Linked DNA regions of Homo sapiens: region 1 is linked to region 2. A link is a loop called in an ENCODE intact Hi-C map of the cell type or tissue named here. Cell type or tissue: heart right ventricle. All regions are shown on one strand. Each heading gives the region's core, and the rest is flanking DNA. Links, peaks and the distances in the headings are about the cores only. Region 1 overlaps STK38 (serine/threonine kinase 38). Region 2 overlaps MTCH1 (mitochondrial carrier 1).

The links. A loop is a pair of places that touch in the nucleus more often than their neighbours do. Peaks named below come from ENCODE experiments on the same cell type or tissue, not always from the same donor. Only the 100,000 strongest peaks of a DNase experiment are listed, where the experiment ranks them.
Region 1: a loop joins it to region 2, with 3 times the contacts of the local background. A loop is called at or near these places in 1 of 110 quality-filtered maps.

What each region holds. Positions count from the first base shown.
Region 1 is chr6:36,537,662-36,542,048 of GRCh38, reverse strand. STK38 (serine/threonine kinase 38) reads left to right here. Exons shown (of 14, transcript NM_007271.4): 2 at 1,842-1,977. The coding sequence starts at 1,847. Among named protein-coding and RNA genes, the nearest start is that of STK38, 7.6 kb to the left of the region's middle. In heart right ventricle, for the core only: a CTCF peak has its summit at 1,769; no DNase peak of the experiment used is centred there; H3K27ac peaks cover 2,663 bases.
Region 2 is chr6:36,977,425-36,981,811 of GRCh38, reverse strand. It overlaps MTCH1 (mitochondrial carrier 1), which reads left to right. Exons shown (of 12, transcript NM_001271641.2): 2 at 140-224; 3 at 3,201-3,307; 4 at 3,657-3,734; 5 at 4,121-4,178. Among named protein-coding and RNA genes, the nearest start is that of MTCH1, 6.6 kb to the left of the region's middle. RefSeq lists an enhancer at 484-1,084. In heart right ventricle, for the core only: CTCF peaks have their summits at 712 (motif pointing left), 2,326 and 4,253 (motif pointing left); a DNase peak (open chromatin) is centred at 2,298; H3K27ac peaks cover 3,591 bases.

The DNA of each region.
Region 1 (4,387 bases), core at 267-4,266, 440 kb after region 2:
AGCCTGACCAGTGTGGTGAAACCCCGTCTCTACTGAAAATACAAAAAAAAAAATTAGCTGGGCACAGTGGCTGGTGCCTGTCATCTTAACTACTTGGGAGGCTGAGACACGAGAATCGCTTGAACCTGGGAGGCAGAGGTTCCAGTGAGCTGAGATTGAATCATTGTACTCCAGCATGGGCGACAGAGTGAGACTCCATCTCAAAAAAAAAAAAAAAGAAAAAGAAAAACATGGAAAAAGCACAAGCAAGAATAACATTTTCTATTCCCACTACCTACAGGTAAGCCACTAATAACATTTTGATGATATGTTTCTAATAATTATGTGCATATACAGTAAACACATAAAGAAAATTGAGATCGTGATATACATTCTGCTTTGTAATGTGTTCTGTTGACTTAGAGTGGAAACATTTCCTCTGACATTAACTATTTGGACATATTTTAATTGTCTGCACATTATTTTATTGAAGGGCTTTTTCATACTGAATTAATTCTATTGTGTATATTCAAGTTATCCCTAATTTCCCTTTGTGATTACAATGCTGCATTGCACCTCCTTGTGATGAATTTTTATGGGTCTTTGATTTCTTCAAGGTAGATTTTTAGATGGCAAAGAATTGTACTGTATGCATACTGTATATTTTTTTTTAGGTCTCACTATGTTGTCCAGGCTAGTCTTAAACTTGGGGACTCAAGCAGACCTCTGTCTTGGCCTCCCAGGAAGCCAGGATTACAGGCGTGTGGTTTACTATATATTCTTAATTTATCTATATGGTATTGTGATCTTGTTCTCTTTTTAAAAATGCAATATGCACTTGCACTAATATGTTTTAAAGATATATTTGTGGGCTGGGCACGGTGGCTCACGCCTGTTATCCTCAGCACTTTGGGAGGCTGAGATGGGCGGATCATGAGGTCAGGAGTTTTGAGACCATCCTGGTTAACATGGTGAAATCCCGTCTCTACTAAAAATACAAAAAATTAGCCCGGTGTATTGGTGGGCGCCTGTAGTCCCAGCTGCTTGGGAGGCTGAGGCAGGAGAATGGCGTGAACCTGGGAGGTGTAGGTTGCAATGAGCGGAGATCGCGCCACTGCACTCCAGCCTGGGCGACAGAGCGAGACTCCTTCTCAAAAACAAACAAATAAATAAATAAATAAAGATATATTTGTGTGGGCCAGGCGCGGTGGCTCACAGTTGTAATCCCAGCACTTTGGGAGGCCGAGGTGGCCCCGTCTCTACTAAAAATACAAAATTAGCCAGGTGTGGTGGCGCATGCCTGTAATCCCAGCTACTCGGGAAACTGAGGTGGGAGAATCGATTGAACCTGGAAGGTGGAGGTTGCGGTGAGCCAAGATCATCCTGTCGCACTCCAGCCTGGGCAACAAGAGCGAAACTCCATCTCAAAAAGAAAAAAAAAGATATATTTGTGTGACTTACAGGTACAGGTAAAGTTGCTTCTGGTTTTCTGGTTGTTGCATGGTATTTCCTATGCAGCCACAGCTCTTTATTTTCTTACTTAAGTGCCTCCAACTTCCCATAACACAAATTAAGGCATGATGAACATCCTCTCTGTGCTGAACATCCTGTGTATGTCACTTTAGAAGCCTGTGTGACGGTTTCTTTAGTCTTTATACCTAGGGGTGGGATTTCTGGGTCATAGGACAGTAATTTATATTTATTTTCACTAAGTATTCTCTTTCTCTGGCTTTTGTTACATATTACCTGTTTGTCCTCCAGAAAACTTGCACCAATTTACATTCCTACCAATAGGGTAGGAGAGTGCACACTGGGTGGATTCTAACTCCAAATCTAACACCTCTTCTTTTCTTTGTTTCTAGCAGCCATGGCAATGACAGGCTCAACACCTTGCTCATCCATGAGTAACCACACAAAGGAAAGGGTGACAATGACCAAAGTGACACTGGAGAATTTTTATAGCAACCTTATCGCTCAACATGAAGAACGAGAAATGAGGTAAAGAATTTTGTTTGAAAAAATTGTGTCATGGTTGTGGCATTCCTTTCTCGTATTGTAAAACACTTATAATGCTGAAAGGAGACAAGAATAGTAGCAGCCTTATTATAGACTATCATAATGGAATGACAGTGAAAGGGCTTTTCAAAGTCCCTGCCATTAACCCACTTATGCCTACAAGTCAATAACACAAACTTCTATTGAAATCCAAGAAAAAAAATGATACTTGGGAGGTTGAGTTGGGAGGATTGCTTTAGCCCAGGAATTTGAGGCCAGCCTGAGCAACACTGAGACTCTGTATCTTAAAAAAAAAAAAAAAAAAAAAATTAGGCCCAATCCAAGGAGTTGATTGTTAAGGCAGAGTGGTATAATGGAATAGCAGCCCTTTTGGAGTCAGACTTGGGTTTAGAGTCCTGCCAGTTTCATTGAATAGCTGTATGAAGCTCTAATAAGTTCCTTAGTCTTTCTGTGAATTGGTTCCCTCATCAGGAAAATGGGGATAATACTACTTGCCTTGCAGGATTGTGTTGGGGATTAGATATAACATATGTGAGTATGTACCATAGTGTTTCACACATAGTAGTCACTTAGTTAATGGTGGTAGTATCAGCTATTGTTATTACTGATCTGGTGTATACTGTCCACTTAGTAACTCATAATTTATTTATTGGTTTTTTTTTTTTTTTGAGATCGAATCTCACTCTGTTGCCCAGGCTGGAGTGCAATGGCATGATCTCAGCTCACTGCAGCCTCTGCCTCCTGGGTTCAAGCGGTTCTCGTGCCTCAGCCTCCTCAGTAGCTGGGACTACAGGTGTGAGCCACCACGCCTGGCTAATTTTTGTATTTTTAGCAGAGACGGGGTTTCACCATGTTGGCCAGGCTGGTCTTGAACTCCTGACCTCAGGCATTCCACCTGCCTCGGCCTCCCATAGTGCTGGGATTACAGGCATGAGCCACTGCTTGGCTGTAACTCATAATTAAAAAAAAATTTTTCCCAATATTTTACTATGAAAGTATTCAGAAGTACAGAAAACTTGTAATAAACAGTGAATATATACATATATATCATCTAGAGTCTATAATGGTTATTTATTATATTTGTTTAACTGCATATCCATCTATCCATTCTTGTATCTGTCATTAATCCATCTTAATTTCCTTTTTTTTTTTTTTTTTTTTTGAGACAGAGTCTTGTTCTGTCACCCAGGCTGGAGTGTAGTGGCGTGGTCTTGGCTCACTGCATCATCTGCCTCCTGGGTTCAAGTGATTCTCCTGCCTCAGCCTCCCGAGTAGCTGGGATTACAGGCATGCGCCACCACGCCCAGCTAATTTTTGTATTTTTAGTAGAGACAGGGTTTCACTGTGTTGGCCAGGATGGTCTTGATCTCTTGACCTCTTGGCCTCCCAAAGTGCTGGGGTTATAGGCGTGAGCCACTGTGCCCGGCCAATCCATCTTAATTTTTTGCCTCACTTCAAGGTATGTTGTAGACATCAGTATACTTCTGAATATTTCTGCTTATATAACATTAACTAGAATTCAGTATTTATACTTTTTGGGGAAGGGTGTAAAATTTATATACAATGGAATGCACAAGTTCAAGGGTACCATTTTATGAGTTTTGACAATTGCATACACTTGTATAACTTAAACCTTTATCAAAACAGAACATTACGTCTCCCAGAAAAAGTTTTCATGCCTCTTGGTTCTTCAACCTTAGACAAAGACAACCACTGTTGTGATTTTTTTTTTTTCTTTTTTTCTTTTTTTGAGACGGAGTCTCACTCTGTTGCCCAGGCTGGAGTGCAGTGGCGTGATCTCGGCTCACTGTAAGCTCCGCCTCCCAGGTTCACGCCATTCTCCCACCTTAGCCTCCCGAGTAGCTGGGACTACAGGCGCTTGCCACCAAGCCCGGCTAATTTTGTTTTTGTATTTTTAGTAGAGACGGGGTTTCACTGTATTAGCCAGGATGGTCTCAGTCTCCTGACCTCGTGATCCACCTGCCACAGCCTCTTGAAGTGCTGGGATTACAGGCGTGAGCCACCGTGCCTGGTTGTGATTTTGTTTCTATCATAGTTTTGCCTATTTCATACAAGTGGAACACATAAATGGAAACATGTAGTATGTACTCATTTGAGCAAGGCATCTTTCATTTAGCATATTTTTTTTTTTGTCGAGACGGGGTGTTGTTTTGTTGCCCAGGCTGGTGTGCAGTGGCACTATCATAGCTTACTGCATCCTTGACCTCCCAGGCTCAAGCGATCCTCCTGCCTCAGCCTCCCAAGTAGCTGGGACTACAGGTGCATGCCACCATGCTTGGCTAATTTTTAAAATTTTCTGTAGAGACAGGGTCTCACTTTGTTGTCCAGGCTGGTCTCGAACTCCGGGGTTCAAGTGATCCTCCCACCTTAG
Region 2 (4,387 bases), core at 316-4,315:
TGGGGAAAACATGAACAAGAGCCACATTAGAATTTGTGGGAGAAGAGTTAAGCAAAGGGGGCAAGAGGTGTGAGGAGAGGTGGTGAGGCTGAATCACCACGAGACTCTGAGCGTCCCTTTGTCTTTGTTAATTCTGAAGGTGGGTCATGAGCCGATGCCCCCCACCCTTGGGACCAATGTGCTGGGGAGGAAGGTCCTCTATCTGCCGAGCTTCTTCACCTACGGTGAGTGTGCCTCCCAAGCAGGAAAGCCCACACCAACAGAAAAGAGGCCTCAGGTGGGGAGCAGGACCAGCTGGCCCCGGGGAACTCACTGCGCAGCATGGCACGCAGTCGAGCTGGCATGGAGGAGGGGATCTAAGCGTGTACAGAGAGGACATGGTGTCGGGGTGCGAGCAGGTGAACCATACAGCTTTGGTCCAGCTCCTCTGCCTGTAGCTGCCAGCTGCCAGCCCAGACAGCAGGAGGGGACAGACACAGGTGCCTGAGAGAGGAGCCAATCTAGGACACTGGTCCCTATTATTTCTGCTGCCCCGGGTTGTGCCTGGAACATGCGTGGGGGTGATTTCCTTTTGTCCTGTGAGCAGCCTGGCCCTGCTACTCCAGCAGGAGGCCCGGGGGGTCCTCTTGAGTTTTTTTCTTTTATCCCACCTGGGTGTCTTGTTTCCCCTGCATTCCTCAGGCAGTGAGTGGTGCTCACTCACTCTGGTGTCTCCATCTGTTGGTTACAGAATGGTGTGCAGTGAATTGCAGCTTCACTTCTGTGTGCTGCGTGAGTTTGGGTGGGCCACTTACCTGCTGTGGCCTGGCTGCACCCCTTGTCTGCAAAGTAAGGTCAGCTTCTCCTGCCCAGGCCTTCCTGCAAGCTCCCCAACTGTCATCAAGAAGCCCACCTTGCTGCCTCTGCTGCCCATCACCTGGCCCACAGGTGCCGTCTGGCCAGGGCCTTTTCATGTTCACCCTCACTGTCCCTCTCCCAGTCCCTACCCTCACCAGATGACCATGATGAAGGCCTTCTTTAAATGTGCCCTTTTTCTCCGTGTTCACAGCTGGAGTTCCATTGCAGGCAAATCCCCTCCAGTTTCCTGCACCTCTGCTCTTACCTGTTTGGTTGTCTAGAATATTCTCCAGAATCTATCTTTCTGTTGAGTAACTTGGGGCTTGGCCTCTGTCTTACCTTTTCCATTTCACATGCTGTTGGCAGAATTGGGTGTCATATTTCTCTTCCAGTTTTGTCCCTGTGTTGTTGAGTGCAGAGTCTAGGGCCAGGTGGAATGTGTCATCTTGTGAGGAAATGTGTTTGTGTTGTTTTTTACTTAAAAATTGTCAGCGTAGTGGAGAGGGGAATGACAGAAGTAGGAAGGCACCCCACCATTGTGTAGTGAGGCAGTATACAGAGAGGTAAGGCAGCCGGGGCAGATGGCTGCGGCCCTGCACGGGGCTTTTTCTGGATCTGGTTGCACGTGCTGTGTTCTGAGAGGCGAGGTTAGAGCCCAGATCATCTCTATTCATGTGACACAGCCATTCCCAAAAGGACTTAGAGCAGAGGGAACTTGACCCCCATCTTAACTGTCTCTTTTGAGGATGAGCAGAGTTCTCAGGTGTGCCCCCAGCCTGGTTTATATAAATGTAGCTTTAATCTAGGTGTGAGCAGATGTCTGTTGGGGATCTCTGGACACCAGGCCTACTCTGGAGTCAGAGAGGGGACCCGCCATTTGGCTCTCTGGTACAGTGTGGACAGTGTCTGCTCCTCTACTTGTCATGGCTGAAAGTACTGCAGCTGTCATGACATTCTCTGGTGTAGAAGAAAGAACTTCCCAGAGGGTTTCCTGGCACTGCAGAAAGACCCAGAATGAGGGAGGCCCTGGGACCCACAGAGGCCCCTGCAGGCATTTCAGCACGCCTCCCTCCGCTCTCACTTGTTCCTCAGTTCTCTCAGAAATGGAGAGAAATGACGGTCCTTATTCCTTCTTTTTTTACAGGTGGGCAGATGGAAGAGGGTCGATGTTTTGCTCAGGATCACAAACAGAGGTCCTGAGGCTCCCTCTCCTCACTAGGATCCACCCTCCCCCAAAGCAAATTTTCCTTTTGCCTGTTCACTCTGTGAAGAGGGCTCCTTGCCAAGTCACCCAGCATCCCCTCCCCTCCTCCTCCTCTCCTTCCAGCCCACCCTCATCTCAGGCAATCACATATACAGGTAACAGGTGTTCTCAGCCTCATGAAAAACCCATGCTAGCTGTGACATTGAATTGCTGGGCTGGCAGACATCTGCGGAGGAGCAAAAGGCATATTTGCTTCTTCCTGCCTCTGCGCGGTGCCAGAGAGCTAAAGTCATGGTCTAACAGGGGGAGCATGCTGTCTGAGAGAATGTTCTGCTAGCTTCCAGATGCACAGGTTTATAAAAATACCACCCTGCCATTTAAAACATGTTTAAAATGTTGATAGAAAACAATGAATCGTATCCTTAGAAAGACAGACCCTAGTGAAAGAAACACTAACTCACACAGGTAGGGTCTAGCTTCCATAACATTTAAGTTTATTCTATGGAATTGTTCATTGGTGCTCCTGTTTTAGTTACTTCTCCATAGACTTGTTTTTCCCTTGACTAATCAATGCCATCTGGTGCCAGGTGGTATCCTGGGTGTAGCACAGTGACAGGGTGGAGACTGCCCTGGCCGTGGCATGTGCAGGGGGCGTTCTTGAGCCTGTCTTCTGGGAGCCCTTTCTTTTCCTTTTTCCCTCCTTTAGGTTGAAGACTTCATCATTCCCTGCGGGCAGTTTCTCTGTTTTTCCTATTTTCTTTTCCTCAAGAAAAATGTAATTTTTAAGTAACAGAATTGTTTTCTGTGTTGCAGCATTTAAGTTGCTGAGTTGAGAAATCATGGCTGAGTTTGCCAAGTAAAGTTTTTAAAGCAAAAAAAAAAAAAAAAAAAAAAAGGAGGGAGGGAGGGAAGGAAGGAAGAAAATATATGAACTTGTTTGTCAGAAATACATTTTGAGGCTTTTACTAAAAGAAATGGGCTAGAAGACATTTGGGGGTTAGGGCCTGACTGCTTCCAGGTCCTGGACAGATGTTACCTTCTGTGCCTGTAGTCAGCAGTTACCTGAAGGACAAGCCGAGCCTGGTCTGGGTGTGTGTGACCCAGGAGTGGGTGCCCCTGAACTGGGTGTGACTCCTCTGCCACCTCTGTTTTCTTACAGCCAAGTACATCGTGCAAGTGGATGGTAAGATAGGGCTGTTCCGAGGCCTGAGTCCCCGGCTGATGTCCAACGCCCTCTCTACTGTGACTCGGGGTAGCATGAAGAAGGTGAGCCCACACAAAGCCAGGAACAGTCGCCCGAGGTTTCCTCATACTCCCAGCCACCCCTGCAGCAGCCAGTTACCCTGGTCTTGCCTCCTCCTTCCCAGACCATTGGGGGCTTCACTCCAGCCCCATGGGGGAGCTCCCACCCCACAGTTCTGCTTTCCCACAGCTGTGACACCAGATAGTGGCTTTCTTTTCCCCCCAAGCTCCAGACCTGGAGGTTACCTGAGGTGGGCCCAGCCAATAGACACTGCAGAGGAAATATTTGGAGCTGGTTCCTGCCGCCCAAGTCCCCGAAGAGTTCCATGGAAGAGGCGTAGCTGAACTTGGTTCTTTCCCTTCTCTGTTTCAGGTTTTCCCTCCAGATGAGATTGAGCAGGTTTCCAACAAGGATGATATGAAGACTTCCCTGAAGAAAGTTGTGAAGGAGGTGGGTGTTGAGAGTTGGAGAGGGAGAGGTGCGTGGAGGGGAGCCTGATGATTTCTCACCCCCAAGTTGGGCGGGTCATTGACAAGTCGAAGAGTTGGGTCCTTGTGTATGCATGGGTGGGATGGTAAGGGAAGAAGCCCTGGCCTGGATGTGCCGGGAACCCCGGAAAGCCTTCTCAGCCATTGTTGGGCCTAGCCTGGGACCCGACAGCACTCCTGGGTGGGGGACTGGGGAGTGGGCAACAGGTGGAGCCATCCTTGGCAGACCGACCCCATGTGCAGTCCCTGGGACAGGTTTCTCCCTCCTGAGCACTTGTAGCTCCCCTCGAGGGCCAGTTCCAGAGACAGGCCGAGGGTGGCGAGTCCCCACCCCATGCTCTCTTCCAGACCTCCTACGAGATGATGATGCAGTGTGTGTCCCGCATGTTGGCCCACCCCCTGCATGGTAAGCCACCCCCCTTCCCCCGAGACTGTATCTAAGCTGGCGTCGGGGGCGTGGGGTGAGGGGCGCCCCCTCGTGGACTGTACATAGACAGCCGTAGACCTGTTGGGAAGTGGTAGTGGGGTTGGGGGTATTCTACTGGAACCCACCTCACTGAGGAGAGATTGGAATTCTTTCCAAAGGGAGGTGGGGCTCTTCCCAGGCAGTAGAAA